2 separate regions of the Homo sapiens genome follow, and region 1 is linked to region 2. The links are chromatin contacts, found by Hi-C or POLR2A ChIA-PET in ENCODE. All regions are on one chromosome and are shown on one strand. Each heading gives the region's core, a stretch centred on a gene start or an enhancer-like site at or near the end of the contact. The rest is flanking DNA. Distances are from core to core; before and after follow the strand shown.

Region 1 (6,628 bases), core at 1,881-4,380, 240 kb before region 2:
TTATGGCTCCTTGTGGGTGGGCCAGCTGATCTCACCCCCAGGCGCTTTAACCCCCTGCTGTGCAGGACGGAGGGGCGCAGGGCCACAGCCTCACCCCTCCGTCGGCTCTTTCACTTCCAGGATGAAGGTCTATGTGCCCACTGGCTTCTCTGCCTTCCCTTTTGAGCTATTGCACACGCCTGAAAAGTGGGTGAGGTTCAAGTACCCAAAGCTCATCTCCTATTCCTACATGGTTCGTGGGGGCCACTTTGCGGCCTTTGAGGAGCCGGAGCTGCTCGCCCAGGACATCCGCAAGTTCCTGTCGGTGCTGGAGCGGCAATGACCCACCCCTCTCCCCCCGCCTGCCACCTCCCCCCACAAGTGCCCTCCAGGCTTTTCTTGGGGAAGATACCCCTTTTCTGAGGAATGAGTTTGCCTCCGTCCCCTGCCCATGCTGGGAGCCCACGCTCACCCCCTCACCCCTCCAAGCTCACTCCCCAACCCCCAACTCCGTGTGGTAAGCAACATGGCTTTGATGATAAACGACTTTACTCTAAAAGCGGCTGGAACTCAGTGACATGAGCGTGCGCTGACCCCACATGGGGCCCCCTGTGCAAGCAGAGCTGGCCGGCCCCTCCTTGCTGGCAGAGGCACGGGAGGCCTGCTGGGGATGAGGCCACTGGCCAGGGCTATGCTGCACCAGACCAATGGCACCGCCCCCACCCCTCCCAGCGCAGGGGCAGCTTGGAGCAGAGGCAGCACTGGCCACCACTGCGGGGGCAAGTCAGCGTCAAGAGAGTCCCTGAGTGAGAAGGCCCAGATAAGCCCAGGCCCCCCAGGCCAGCGGACAGGCACAGGCAGGGCCTACAGAGGTGCCAAGGCCCCAGGCCAGTTGTGCTAGGAGCCTGGACCTGCTCTTCCACACCCCCATCCCGCCCCTACTGCACAGGCTTGTGCCTTGGTGCCCCCTGGAGGCAGCAGGGAGGAGGCTTCTCAGGCAGAAGTCTTAAGTTGCATCCCATTCCCCAGAATCCCCAGGAGGGAGAAGAGGGATGGGCTGCCCCTCCTTCCTGCCAGAGCCACAGCTCAAGGGCAGTGGGATGGCCCTGCACCCAGCCCAGGTACCCCTTCCTCTGTGCCGACCATGCTGTCCTTTGGCTCCGAGGAGGCCCTGAGCACTGCCCACCCCCACACCTTGGAGGGAGCAGACGGAGGGGGTGAGTACTGCACAGAGCCTGCCTGGAGGTGCAGACTCATGCACTCAGCCCTGAAGAGGTGAGAGAGGCTGGATCTTAACTGTGGTCCAATGGGCATATTATGAGTGGTCCTTGTCCCTGCCTGCTATGGGGTAACCCTGACCCAGCTAGCGTCCCTGACAACATGATACAAAAACACAGAACTCTAGCGGGATACAGAGATGTGTGCACAGCTGGCAGGAGCACTGGCCACCTCCCAACCTGTTCCCCATAGCTTACTCCTGGATGTAGCCTGGAGGGACTGCTGGGCTGGGGAGGGACTGGCCATGGAGCAGGGAGCTGGATGCCAGCGGGACCTCAGACCTGGACTGCAGCATCTCTTTGGTTATCGGTTGTGTGTGTGCTCAGAAGGGAGGAGGCCTTCCCCTTGTTACATCTCTCTCTCCATATATTCTCCCGGACTCATCAGTTTGGGGGGCGAAAAGTCCACCACATGGTCTTGGCGACAAACCACTGGGGATGTCACCCCAGCTGCAGAGCTGGAAGCTTGTGCCGGAGGGGAAACTGGGTGAGCAAGGGAGGGGCGAGGCCTGCCTGTGCTCTCCTCACCACTGCTGGGACCAGAAAAGATGGGCACCTGATAGCTCAGCTGGGCAGTCCCAACGCATTCCCACTCAGCCAAGGGCCTGAGCCCCAGGCCATTCTGGTTGTGTCTTTTCAGAGCAGTGAGACCTAAAACAGATGGGAAGAAGTCATGAACTTGGGAGTCAGGCCGCTTCACCTGTCTTCTCACCCCACAGGCTCCCCTGAGCCTGGCCCAGCCAGCAGCTCACCCAGCCTCAGGCCTCCTGGGGGGCAGCAGCCACACTGCCCGTGGCGCTCTGCGCCAAGCACTGTCCAGGGATAGTCCCGCTGATGTTGTGGATGGCACCATAGGTCTGCTGCTGCTGCTGCTGCGGAGACAGTGCTGTCCTCTCCGAGGCCAAGCCGTTCAGAATCCGAGGCACGTAGGGCTGTCAGCAAATGGATTTGTGCTTGGCCTGGACAGGCATGAGCTTCCACACTGCATCCCTCCCCTCCTGCCCTTCTCCCAACAGGACACAGACAGTGGCCATAAAGGACATATGAAGAAACACCGACATCCATTTAGGACATTAAGACCGAAAATATGACACCTGCAGAATTTCCTAGCAGCCAGGGCAAAAGAGAAAGCACAGTTATACAGTTCTCATGATCACAGAAGGAAGCACAAGAGAGCAGTTCTCAGAGGAAACTAAACTTCCTAGCCCTGGATCCTAGGAGGATTTCTCACTTTGTAGAAGAAACAAGTCTACCTATATAGGGGGGCTTAGAACGCTGCCCTGGGACCCCTGGGATGCTCAACATATCTGTGTGAGTCTCATTTTGAGTCTCATTTCCTCCCAATCCCAGGCTCCAGCCACTGACCCCAGGCACAGAGCCCTGCCATACTCCTCCTGAGACCCTGGCTGTGAGGGCTTGACATCATCCACCTGTCCTGCATGTTCCCTGCTTGGCCAGCATAGCCACAGGTGTGTCGCTGGGTAATGAGTCCTTCTGAGGCCCTCCCTTGTTTGGAACTTGTCCAAGGACAGACACCGATAAGAGAGCCTGACACCTGGGAGGCAGCCACCAGAAAGAACCCTGCAGATGAGGTCGGCTCTGTCCTGGCCACGGCTGTCAGGAAGGCTGGTGACTACAGCTCTGGAACCCTGGGGCTCTGCTTTCCCTTCCCAGCCCCACCCTAGGAGCAGGACCCTGGAGGCTGTGTGCAGAGAGAACTAGGAAGGCAAGGAGCCCTGTGTCTCTCTACCATGGGGTCTTCCTCTGAAGCAGGTGCAATGTTCATTTCTTGAATTCAAAGGGAAGTCTGCCTGACACCCTCTTGGAGCCTAGTGGAGGACCTCGCACAGGCAGGTGCATCGCTGATGACAAACCTTTGTCAAACCCTAGCGCCTTACCATGTGCCTTCACTAAAGCCCCAAACTCACCAGGCATTAAATATGCAGAGAAGGAAAGAGAGCAGGGAACTGAAACCAAGGGGGATGGCCATGAATCGAGACAAGACTCTATCTCCTCAACAGTTTCAAATATGCAGGTTAAAATACCCAGGGGGACCAGGATTCCTTCTCTGCCATTAATTCACAAACTTGCCTGCCATGTGATCTTAGCAAGAGATGATCAAAGATTTGCCGGGGCCCATCTGGTTGGGACTGTTACAACCAAAGCAAAAAAAAGGGCGACAAGCTCAGAGGCTGAGGGGCACAGCTTACTGTGAACGGTGGGGGCATGTGGGCCTCTGCCTCACTTCCTTTGTCACTTGCAGGCTCTTCTGTCTGCAGATAACAGCAAAAACTTGCGATGATAAACAAAACTGATCTCTGTGAACAAACACCCTCCAAACACACAGACTATTAACACCCGGAATAATAGTACCAGCTGGCACCAAGCTCCCCAGCAGCCCGAGAGAGGATGGGGTGGGGGAGTGCAGGGATGAGGGGAGGAAGGGAAGCTACACATGGCACCCAACCACCCACGCCTTTCCCATGGAGAAGCAGAATCTGGAGAAGGCTGCTGCTGTGTTGATACAGACAAGGGTGGGCGGGGTTGACAGCGAGCCCGTCCCACCATCTGTTCCTCCCAGGGCTTGACCGGGCAGTGGGGTCGGGGGCCTTTACTTTGTAGTTCAGAGGGCTGAGGTGCTTGAAGCATCCAAAGCAGGTGTGAGCCAGGCAGACCAGGATGGTGAGCAGCAGCACCAGGAAGGTGAACAGAGTGGCGGGGGCCTTCATACCTGGTGATAGAGGGTGGCTAGCCTTGGGGTGGGCAGGGAGGGGCCACCACCTACCCTCACCCTGCTGAGGAAGGGGCCGCACCTGGTGTGGAAACTGCCCGTGACTTCTCCCTCAGGCAGAAAATAAAGGTAAGGCCTAACCCCCCACCCCCACCCCTCAACTCCAGCAGCAAGGATGGTGTCTTCACAGCCAGGAACACACAGAGGGACCCACTGAATGACTGGCATCATCCCTGGTCAGATTTCAGGCACTGGGGTGCCAAGTCAATGGCAATTCTTCAGCCTCCTTGCTGGTCCGTTCCCTCCAGTCTCCAGTGCCCTGGGCTAGAGAGGATGGACCCTCCCACACCCCCAGTCTGACCGGGGCAGACGTGTCTTTCCCCCAGGAGTGTCAGTTTTCTCTCCTCCACGTCCCCACCTCTTCCATGCCAGGAGGTACAAGGAGCTGGGCCCAACCACCAGCCTCAAAGGGCAAATCTGGATCAGCTTCCCCATTTCCTCTGGTTCAGTCCCTGCACAGCTGATAAAGGCACTATCTTCTCTCCAGGGATGTATGGGACAATTGACCAGGCCTTCACAAGGGTTACACCTGCACTCGGGCTAGCTTAGGAGCCAGGCTGTCAACACCACACCCAACCAGCCCCTCACCCTGGGTATCATGTTTTGATTGGACACCTAACCAGTCCTCACTCTGGGCACCACATTCTGACTAGACATGTAACCAACCCTCATTCTGGGTACCACGTTCTGATGGGACACCTAACCAGCCCTCACTCTGGGCACCACATTCTGACTGGATGCCATGCTGATGCTGTGAAAGCAATGAGGGATCTGACTGGCTGGTGGGGATGCAGGGCTGGGAGGCCAAGGGCTGGCCCCAGGTCAGAAGGGCTGCTCACCCAGGCGCAGGAAGGAAAAGAAGTAGAGCCAGAAGAGGCACAGGATGGGGGCTGCCAAGGCCTGGTTCACAGCGGCAAAGTGGATCCCCTTCTCCAGCTTGGCTGGGAGGTAGACGAAGTAGAGGTTGTGCCGGTCCACCATGTGCTTGAGCAGGATGTAGATGAGGCCTGCAGGGGATGGGGCTGTGAGCTGGAGACCTCGCAGGGCCACACAGACACCTCTGTCCTCTTCCTCTCCGGGGCGGCTATTTTGGCAAGGAGCCAGGGCTGGGGCTGCTGCTCTACTGCCTGAACACAAAATGAGGCATCCTGCACCTCTGGCTACTAGTTTTTTTTCACTTTCTCTCTCCTACCCACTTCCTCACTTATCTGTGACCCCAAGGTGTAGGGGATCGGTCAGGGTGGTGGGAGAAAATTTAAGATAAAGTTATAGGAAATAGACACAAACCTTCTTGGAAAGCCGAGAGGTTTGCATAGCTTCAGTAAAGGGTTTGGCTGAAGGCAGCTGAATTCTCTTAAAAGCTTAGGGTGCAGATACATAGGAATGTGGGGGAGTTTACCTAAATAGCTTGTTTACTCATGTGGTCCTAAGACCAACCTTTGATCATCCACTGGTGCATGATTGCTCGCTATTCAGGGGGTCGGCAATGTTAATTACCCTCTAGTGGTGTTTACTCGAGACCTTTGTCATTTAGTCTGTACTAAATAAATGCGAACTTCGCCTGGCATTGAGGACTACACTGCAGACTCAGGCTGCAGAGCCCCTTAGCCGCACTGACAGGCAAAATATCTGTCAGTGTATGTCTGTCTGTCTGTTTTTTTGAGACAGAGTCTCTGTTGCCCAGGCTGGAGTGCAGTGGTGCGATCTCGGCTCACTGCAAGCTCCGCCTCCTGGGTTCATGCCATTCTTCTGCCTCAGCCTCTCAAGTAGCTGGGACTACGGGCGCCTGACACCATGCCCGGCTAATTTTTTATATTTTTAGTAGAGATAGGGTTTCACCATGTTAACCAGGATGGTCTCGATCTCCTGACCTCGTGATCCGCCCACCTTTGCCTCCCAAAGTGCTGGGATTACAGGCGAGAGCCACCGCACCCGGCAGTGTATGTCTTTCATCCGTCGCTGGGTCAGGGTCTGTGGGACAGACCCTGCACCAAGGGAGTCACAGTGTCTGTGATCCTGTCCCCACAGAACACTAACATTCCAGAATCATCTTGGAAAGAGGCTGTTTCACAGTTGGATGCCTGGCCTCAATTCCTCCCCAGCCCTTCCCATGCTGAGCCCCTGTATGTCAGTGCTCCCACACCCCTGGCCTTCTCCCACCCGGCTGATCCCTGCCCTCATCACAGTCAACAGAGAATGAGGCCCAAGGGTCTTACCCCAGGGGTGGCACAGGAGCACACAGGGGACCAACAGAAAGTGGGTGCTGCCTTTTCTATTATGCCAGGTTCTTTTGTTTTTTTATTTTTTATTTTTTTTGAGATGGAGTCTCGCTCATTGGTCAGGCTGGAGTGCACTGGTGCAATCTTGGCTCACTGCAACCTCTGCCTCCTGAGTTCAAGTGATTCTCCTACCTCAGCCTCCCGAGTAGCTGGGATTACAGGCGCCTGCCACCATGCCCAGTTAATTTTTGTATTTTTAGTAGGGACAGGGTTTCATCATATTGGCCAGGTTGTTCTTGAACTTTTGACCTCAGGTGATGCACTGCCTAGGCCTCCCAAAGTGCTGGGATTACAGGCATAAG
Region 2 (6,549 bases), core at 400-2,899:
GGCTCACACTGTAATCTCAGCACTTTGGAGGCCGAGGGGGGCGGATCACAAGGTCAAGAGATTGAGACCATCCTGGCTAACACGGTGAAACCCCGTGTCTACTAAAAATACAAAAAATTAGCTGGGCGTGGTGGCGGGCGCCTGTAGTCTCAGCTACTCGGGAGGCTGAGGTAGGAGAATCGCTTGAACCCGGGAGGCGGAAATTGCGGTGAGCCGAGATCGCGCCATTGCACTCTAGCTTGGGCAACAAGAGCGAAACTCAGTCTCAAAAAAAAAAAAAAAAAAAAGGCCGATCCAATTTGTTAAATGTGTGTATGTATGTATTTTTAGTTTTTGAGACGGAGTTGCTCTGTTGTCCAGGCTGGAGTGCAGTGGCACAATCTTGGCTCACTGCAACTTCTGCCTCCCGGGTTCAAGTGATTCTCGTGCCTCAGCCTCCCGAGTGGCTGGGACCACAGGTGCGTGTCACCACGCCTGGCTAATTTTTGTATGTTTAGTAGAGACAGGGTTTCGCCATGTTGGCCAGGCTGGTCCCAAACGCCTGATCTCAGGTGATCCGCCCGCCTCATCCTCCCAAAGTGCTGGGATTACAGGCGTGAGCCACCACGCCCGGCCAGTTTCAAACATTTGCAAGGTCTATATGTTGTATATGAATTAGTAAAAGAAACATTACACATCAAACCTGTGATTTCGTATAACACCTCTAAATTTGAGTCAATTAAAACATCGTAATAATAAGAGTTCAGTTTTACAATTAGTGCTGGCAAGGCAAAAATAACGAAAGTGGTAGGAGGTCCGGGGATTATGTGAGAGAACGCATGACAAATGTTTAGCACAGAGCCGGGCACACACAGTGAGGGCTCAATTCACGGTGGATTTTATTTGGTCATCATCATCACATTTGGAGCTGAAATAGAACAGTTCTGATTCCAAGTGAAGGGGAGGTAGAGTGGAGGGGGTGGGGAGGGCTAGCTTGGATTTCTGCTAAGATGTCACAGCCTCGGATACCCTCAAGGCATGCCATGCCCGGGCTTAGCTGGGTGAGGGGCCTGTGAAGCTTGTTGGTGTGTAAGAGACCTCGGTGGCATCACTGTCAGCGCAGCCGAAGCCACCACGCTAGCTCCAGACTGGTCAGCAGATGGCCGCGCACCAGGCCCTTCCTGCGGCCCGGGCGACTCGTCTCTTAGTGGAGGAAGTAGCCGGCCCCGGACACACTCCTGAGGAGCGCTGCCCGCAGTCTCGGGAAACGGGGCGTGGGGCCAGCTGCTCCTTCCAACTCCTCCTCGGGGGCAGCATGAGGGAGGGTCGCTGTCAGGGCCTCGAGGACTAAGGGTTCAGGGTGCCCGCCGCTCGTCCCCTCCCCCCTCCCCCCCAGGTCGTGGAGGCCGGTCCCCAGCATCTCTCCAGCGTCCCCACTGTCGTGGCTCCGGGGCGGGCTTCTCCCTTTTCAGGCATTTCTGAAATCGCCGCCTCACCCGGGCTCTCTTCCTCCGGCTCGCCCTCCCCAGCCCCAGGTGCCAGAGAGAACTTTCCCCAAAACGCGAAACTGATCCTTTCAGACGCCTCGCGTTCGCCCAACAGCACCTCTAGCCTCGGTCGTTGTCACGTGACGCGGCCCCAAGGCCCAGGCCACGCCCCCGGAGCTCGCCACGCCCACCGGGTCCGCCCCCACGCGGCCGCCTGCACAGGGGGTTCCAGCCACCCGCGCTCTCCCAGGTTTGCCGACCTTACGGGCCCTTCTCCGCCAGCCCTGGCTGGGTCACCCCCACGACCCGGGACTCCCCCGCCGTTCCCTCCCGGGCTGCCTGCAGTGAGGTCCGCTCCTGAGGCCTCAGCCTCGCCGGGGGTAGGGCCCTCTCCCGCCGTCGCCGCAGCTCCTTTCCGTCCCGGGGCCTGGGGGGCACCGTCCCACGGGTGAGGGCCGCCTCCAGCGCCTGGCCCAGCCATGCGAACGCCTGGAGCCCGCGAGCTGCAGCTGCGGCCCTGAAGGTGCCGCATATCCTGCCGAGTGGGTGAAGCGTGGCACTTTGGAAAACAAATCGGGTTAGTGCTCAGCAGCCTCCGGGCCGATGGGTGGGGATGTCATACTATGAACTGAGAGCCCGCGAGCTGGAAAAAACAGTGCCAGTCCTGCCCGCGCGTCGCGGGACTCAGTAATTCCCGGCTCCGCAGCGCTCGAGCCTGTTCTCCGCAGCTTCATACCCTCTGCCCCGCGAAAGTGACCTCAGGGGCCGGGCGTGTTGGCTCACGCCTGTAATCCAGCACTTTGGGAGGTCAAGGCGGGCGGCTCAGTTGAGGCCAGGAGTTCGAGACCAGCCTGGCCAACAGGGCGAAAACCCATCTCTACTAAAAATACAAAAATTAGCCAGACGTGGTGGCGCACACCTGTAACCCCCAGCTACTCAGGAGGCTGAGGCAGGAAAATCACTTGAACCCGGGAGGCGGAGGTTGCAGTGAGCCGAGATCACACCACTGCACTCCAGCGTGGGTGACAGAGCGAGACTCCGTCTCAAAAAAGAAAGAAAGAAAAAGAAAAGAAAAAAGTGAGGCCGGGCACAGTGGCTCACGCCTATAATCCCAGCAATTTGGGAGGCCTAGGCAGGTGGATCACGAGGTCAGAAGTTCAAGACGAGCCTGGCCAAGATGGTGAAACCCCGTCTCTACTAAAAATTCAAAAATTAGCCGGGCATGGCTGGGCGCAGTGGTTCACACCTGTAATCCTAGCACTTCAGGAGGCCAAGGCAGGTGGATCACTTGAGGTCAGGAGTTCGAGACCAGCCTGGCCAACATGGTGAAAACCCATCTCACTAAAAATACAAAAATTAGCCGGGCTTGGTGGCAGGCGCCTATAATCCCAGCTACTTGGGAGGCTGAGGGAAGAGAATCACTTGAACCGTGGAGGCAGAGGTTGCAGTGAGCCGAGATCTCACCACTGCACTCCAGCCTGGGCGACAAAGCGAGACCCTGTCTCAAACAAAACAAAATAATAAAATAAAATAAAAATTAGCCAGGTGTGGTGGTGTGTGTCTGTAGTCCTAGCTACTTGGGTGGCTGAGCTGGGAGGATCACCTGCTCAAGAGTTTGAGGCTACAGTGAGCTGAGATCACACCACTGCACTCCAACCTGGGTGACAGAGCGAGATCCTGCCTTAAAAACAAACAAGGGCTGGGCACAGTGGCTCACCCCTGTGATCCCAGCACTTTTGGAGGCCAAGGTGGGCGGATCACCTGAGGTCAGGAGTTCAAGACCAGCCTGGCCACCATGGTGAAAACCCGTCTCTACTAAAAATACAAAAATTAGCCAGGCGTGGTGGCAGGTGCCTGTAATCTTAGCTACTTGGCAGGCTGAGGCAGGAGAATTGCTTGAACTGGGGAGGCAGAGGTTGCAGTGAGCCGAGATCGCACCATTGCACCCCAGTCTGGGCAAAAAGAGTGAAACTCTATCTCAGAAAAAAAAAGAAAAGAAAAGAAAGAAAAAAGAAAAAGAAGGCTAGGCGCGGTGGCTCACGCCTGTAATCCCAGCACTTTGGGAGGCCGAGGCGGGCGGATCACGAGGTCAGGAGATCAAGACCATCCTGGCAAACAAGGTGAAACCCCGTCTCTACTAAAAATACAAAAAATTAGCCGGGCGTGGTGGCGGGCACCTGTAGTCCCAGCTACTCCGGAGGCTGAGGCAGGAGAATGGCCTGAACGCGGGAGGCGGAGCTTGCAGTGAGCCGAGATTGCGCCACTGCACTCCAGCCTGGGCAACAGAGCAAAACTCCGTCTCAAAAAAAAAAAAGAAAAGAAAAGAAAAAGAAAAACAACAAAAAAATCAGTTTGTTCCATGGGCAGTAGGCCATTGCTGCTCATCTTTTGATCAGAAGCAGTACTGAGTGGAGTATTAGGATGGTGAGGAAGGCATTCTGTTAATCCATGCATGGTGGTGCTGGCAGAAACAAGATGAACAGGCAAAGCAAATCCAGAATATGTGTATAATGTCCTTTCCATGATGGAAAAAGTCCAGTGTAATCAATTTGCCATTAGATGGCTGGCTGGGTCCCCCAAGGAGCCACAGTGGGCTCAGTGTTGGTCTCTGCTATTGGCAGATTAGGCAGTTAGTAGATGACTTACTCAGCCTTGGTGAGGGGAAGTCCATGTTGTTGAGCTCGCGCATAGCCTCCAATCTTGCCACACAGCCTCTTTGTTACATAGGTCCATTGGGCAAGCAATGGTAGCTGGAAAAAGAGACAGCCCGACCTCCAGAGAACATGCTTTGTTCCGCTGATAGTCAAGAGCCTCCTTTGCAGTGATACCCTTTGGTGTGCATTCACATGGGACCCAAATATCTTTATATTCTGGGCCTGTTTGGAAGATCTGTCCACATACTTCTTCCCCAGACCTGCTTGTCACCAATCCTCCTTCCATGTTCTTGCCAGTGAATCTATGTAGATCCCTCCATCTGGCTGTCTCTCCATCCAGGCAAAGTAGACAAACAAATGTGCCTCTTGAAGTTCTGCCCCCAAGGAAGATTTTCTTTCACCACTTGTCCTTCAGGGACACCCTGGAGCGGGGCTGGTGGGCTCCAGCTGTCCACTCTCTGTTGTGCAGGAGCCATCTGTAAACCAAGTCTGGATTTTTTTCCTCCTCAGTCAACTGACACAGGAACTTTTTTTTTTTTTGAGACGGAGTCTTGCTCTGTCGCCCAGGCTGGAGTACAATGGCGTGATCTCGGGCTCACTGCAACCTAAGCCTCCTGAGTTCAAGTGAGTCTCATGCCTCAGCCTCCCGAGCAGATGGGATTACAGGCCACAACGGGCTAATTTTTGTATTTTTAGTAGAGACGGGGTTTCACCATGTTGCCCAGGCTGATCTCAAACTCCTCATCTCAGGTGATCCGCCCACCTCGGCCTCCCAAAGTGCTGGAATTACAGGCATGAACCACGGTGCCCGGCTGACACAAGGAACTTTCTATGAGGTCCTAGGAATGAAGGAAAACAGGCAATAAGGCAAGAATCGCTGTCGAAGGAGTCTGCGCCACCTGCTCGCACAGCTCACTTGTGCCTTCTGAGCCTGCTGGAGCCCAGTGTACATATGCCGTCTCCGCGTGATTAGAGATTGCTGCTGCACGTGCCCAATCCCGTGGCGGGGTGAGTAAGACAACATGCAGTGCACATGCGGCCGCTTCACGACCCATAACTAGGTGTTCTGTTTCTACCAGGGACCAGAAGCAAGCCAGAAGAACAGTTATCTGTGAAACAGGCTGTGCATCTGTTCCCAAACCCTAGAGGCCTGTGCTGTGATTCTCTTACTGGTGCTTCCCAGGGCCTCCATATAGCATCCCCATTGCCACAGACACTCGGATATTGTTGGGTCTGTGGATGATAAGGGCCAAAAGAAAGAGCAGCTTGCACTGCACCCTGAACTTGCTACAGAGCCTTCTCTAGTCCTCACTCAGATTTATTTATTTATTTTTTAAATTAAATTTAATTTTTTTTGTTGTTGTTGAGACGGAGTCTCGCTCTGTCACCCAGGCTGGAGTGCAGTGGCGCGATCTCGGCTCACTGCAAGATCCGCCTCCCGGGTTCATACCATTCTCCTGCCTCAGCCTCCCGGGTAGCTGGGACTACAGGCGCCCACCACCGCGCCCGGCTAATTTTTTCTATTTTTAGTAGAGACGGGGTTTCACCGTGGTCTCGATATCCTGACCTCGTGATCCACTCTCCTCGGCCTCCCAAAGTGCTGGGATTACAGGCATGAGCCACCACTCCTGGCCTCAGATTTATTTACTTAAGGTATTTCTTTAAATTGACTCACTATTTTTTACCTAAATAAATTCAGCCTCATCCTAAGCAATGATATCTCCGGTGAGGTGGTTATATTTTTTCTTACATAGGTGATAAGTAAAATAAATACTTCAGATTTAAAATTGGGTGGGTGCAGTAGCTCATGCCTGTAATCCCAACACTTTGGGAGGCCGAGGTGGGTGCCTGTAGTCTCAGCTACTCGGGAGGCTGAAGCAGGAGAATCACTTGAACCCGAGTGAGCCGGAGATCGTGCCATTGCACTCCAGCCTGGGTGACAGAGCAAGACTCTGTCTCAAAAAAAAAAAAAAAAAGAAATAGAATAAAATAAATAAAAGGCAATAAGCCGGGCACCATGGCTCATGGCTGTAATTCCAACACTTTGGGAAGCTAAGGCAGGCAGATCTCTTGAGGTCAGGAGTTCGAGAACAGCCTGGCTAACATGGTGAAACCCTGCCTCTACTAAAAATACGAAATTAGCTGGGTGTGGTGGTGTGCGCCTGTGATCCCAGCAACTGGGGAGGCTGACGCAGAGAATCACTTGAGCCTGGGAGGTGGAGGTTGCAATAAGCTGAGATTGTGCCACTGCACTCCAGCCTGGGCAACAGAGTGAGACTCCATCTCAAAAAATAAATAAAATATAATAAAAATAAAAGGCAATAAATGTCTGCTTATCAATTGCTCATAGGAGGTTTGCTTTTAGAACCCATGCCCCAGGCTACGGGAAAGCCACGCGTCCATACAGAAAGGCCGTGTGTAGGTGTTTT

The links. Hi-C counts contacts between places; a loop is a spot of excess contacts on that map. ChIA-PET counts read pairs that join two places held with the same protein, here RNA polymerase II (POLR2A). Pooled maps may share reads with other maps.
Region 1: a pooled map shows a loop between it and region 2 (2.8-fold over the local background). The contact joins the enhancer-like site here to the promoter of LINC01703 in region 2. A Hi-C loop is called at or near these places in 1 of 50 pooled maps. POLR2A ChIA-PET finds 5 or more read pairs at or near these places in 3 of 52 experiments (B cell, GM10248 and activated T-cell).

What each region holds. Positions count from the first base shown.
Region 1 is chr1:225,845,026-225,851,653 of GRCh38, forward strand. It overlaps TMEM63A (transmembrane protein 63A), which reads right to left. Exons shown (of 25, transcript NM_014698.3): 21 at 4,887-5,054; 22 at 3,872-3,987; 23 at 3,467-3,529; 24 at 2,009-2,188; 25 at 511-1,907. The coding sequence ends at 2,015. EPHX1 (epoxide hydrolase 1) reads left to right here. Exons shown (of 9, transcript NM_001136018.4): 9 at 121-538. The coding sequence ends at 322. Among named protein-coding and RNA genes, the nearest start is that of TMEM63A, 34 kb to the right of the region's middle. RefSeq lists enhancers at 881-1,691, 3,327-3,376, 5,205-5,751. Within about 2 kb of position 3,131, at least 12 of the 41 ENCODE cell types and tissues checked have a DNase peak (open chromatin) inside an H3K27ac peak, as active enhancers do; they include B cell, where a contact is called at or near this core.
Region 2 is chr1:226,081,926-226,088,474 of GRCh38, forward strand. It overlaps LINC01703 (long intergenic non-protein coding RNA 1703), which reads left to right and starts at 1,650. Exons shown (of 4, transcript NR_146920.1): 1 at 1,650-2,043; 2 at 4,871-5,128. RefSeq lists an enhancer at 629-1,496 and silencers at 1,311-1,360, 1,471-2,050.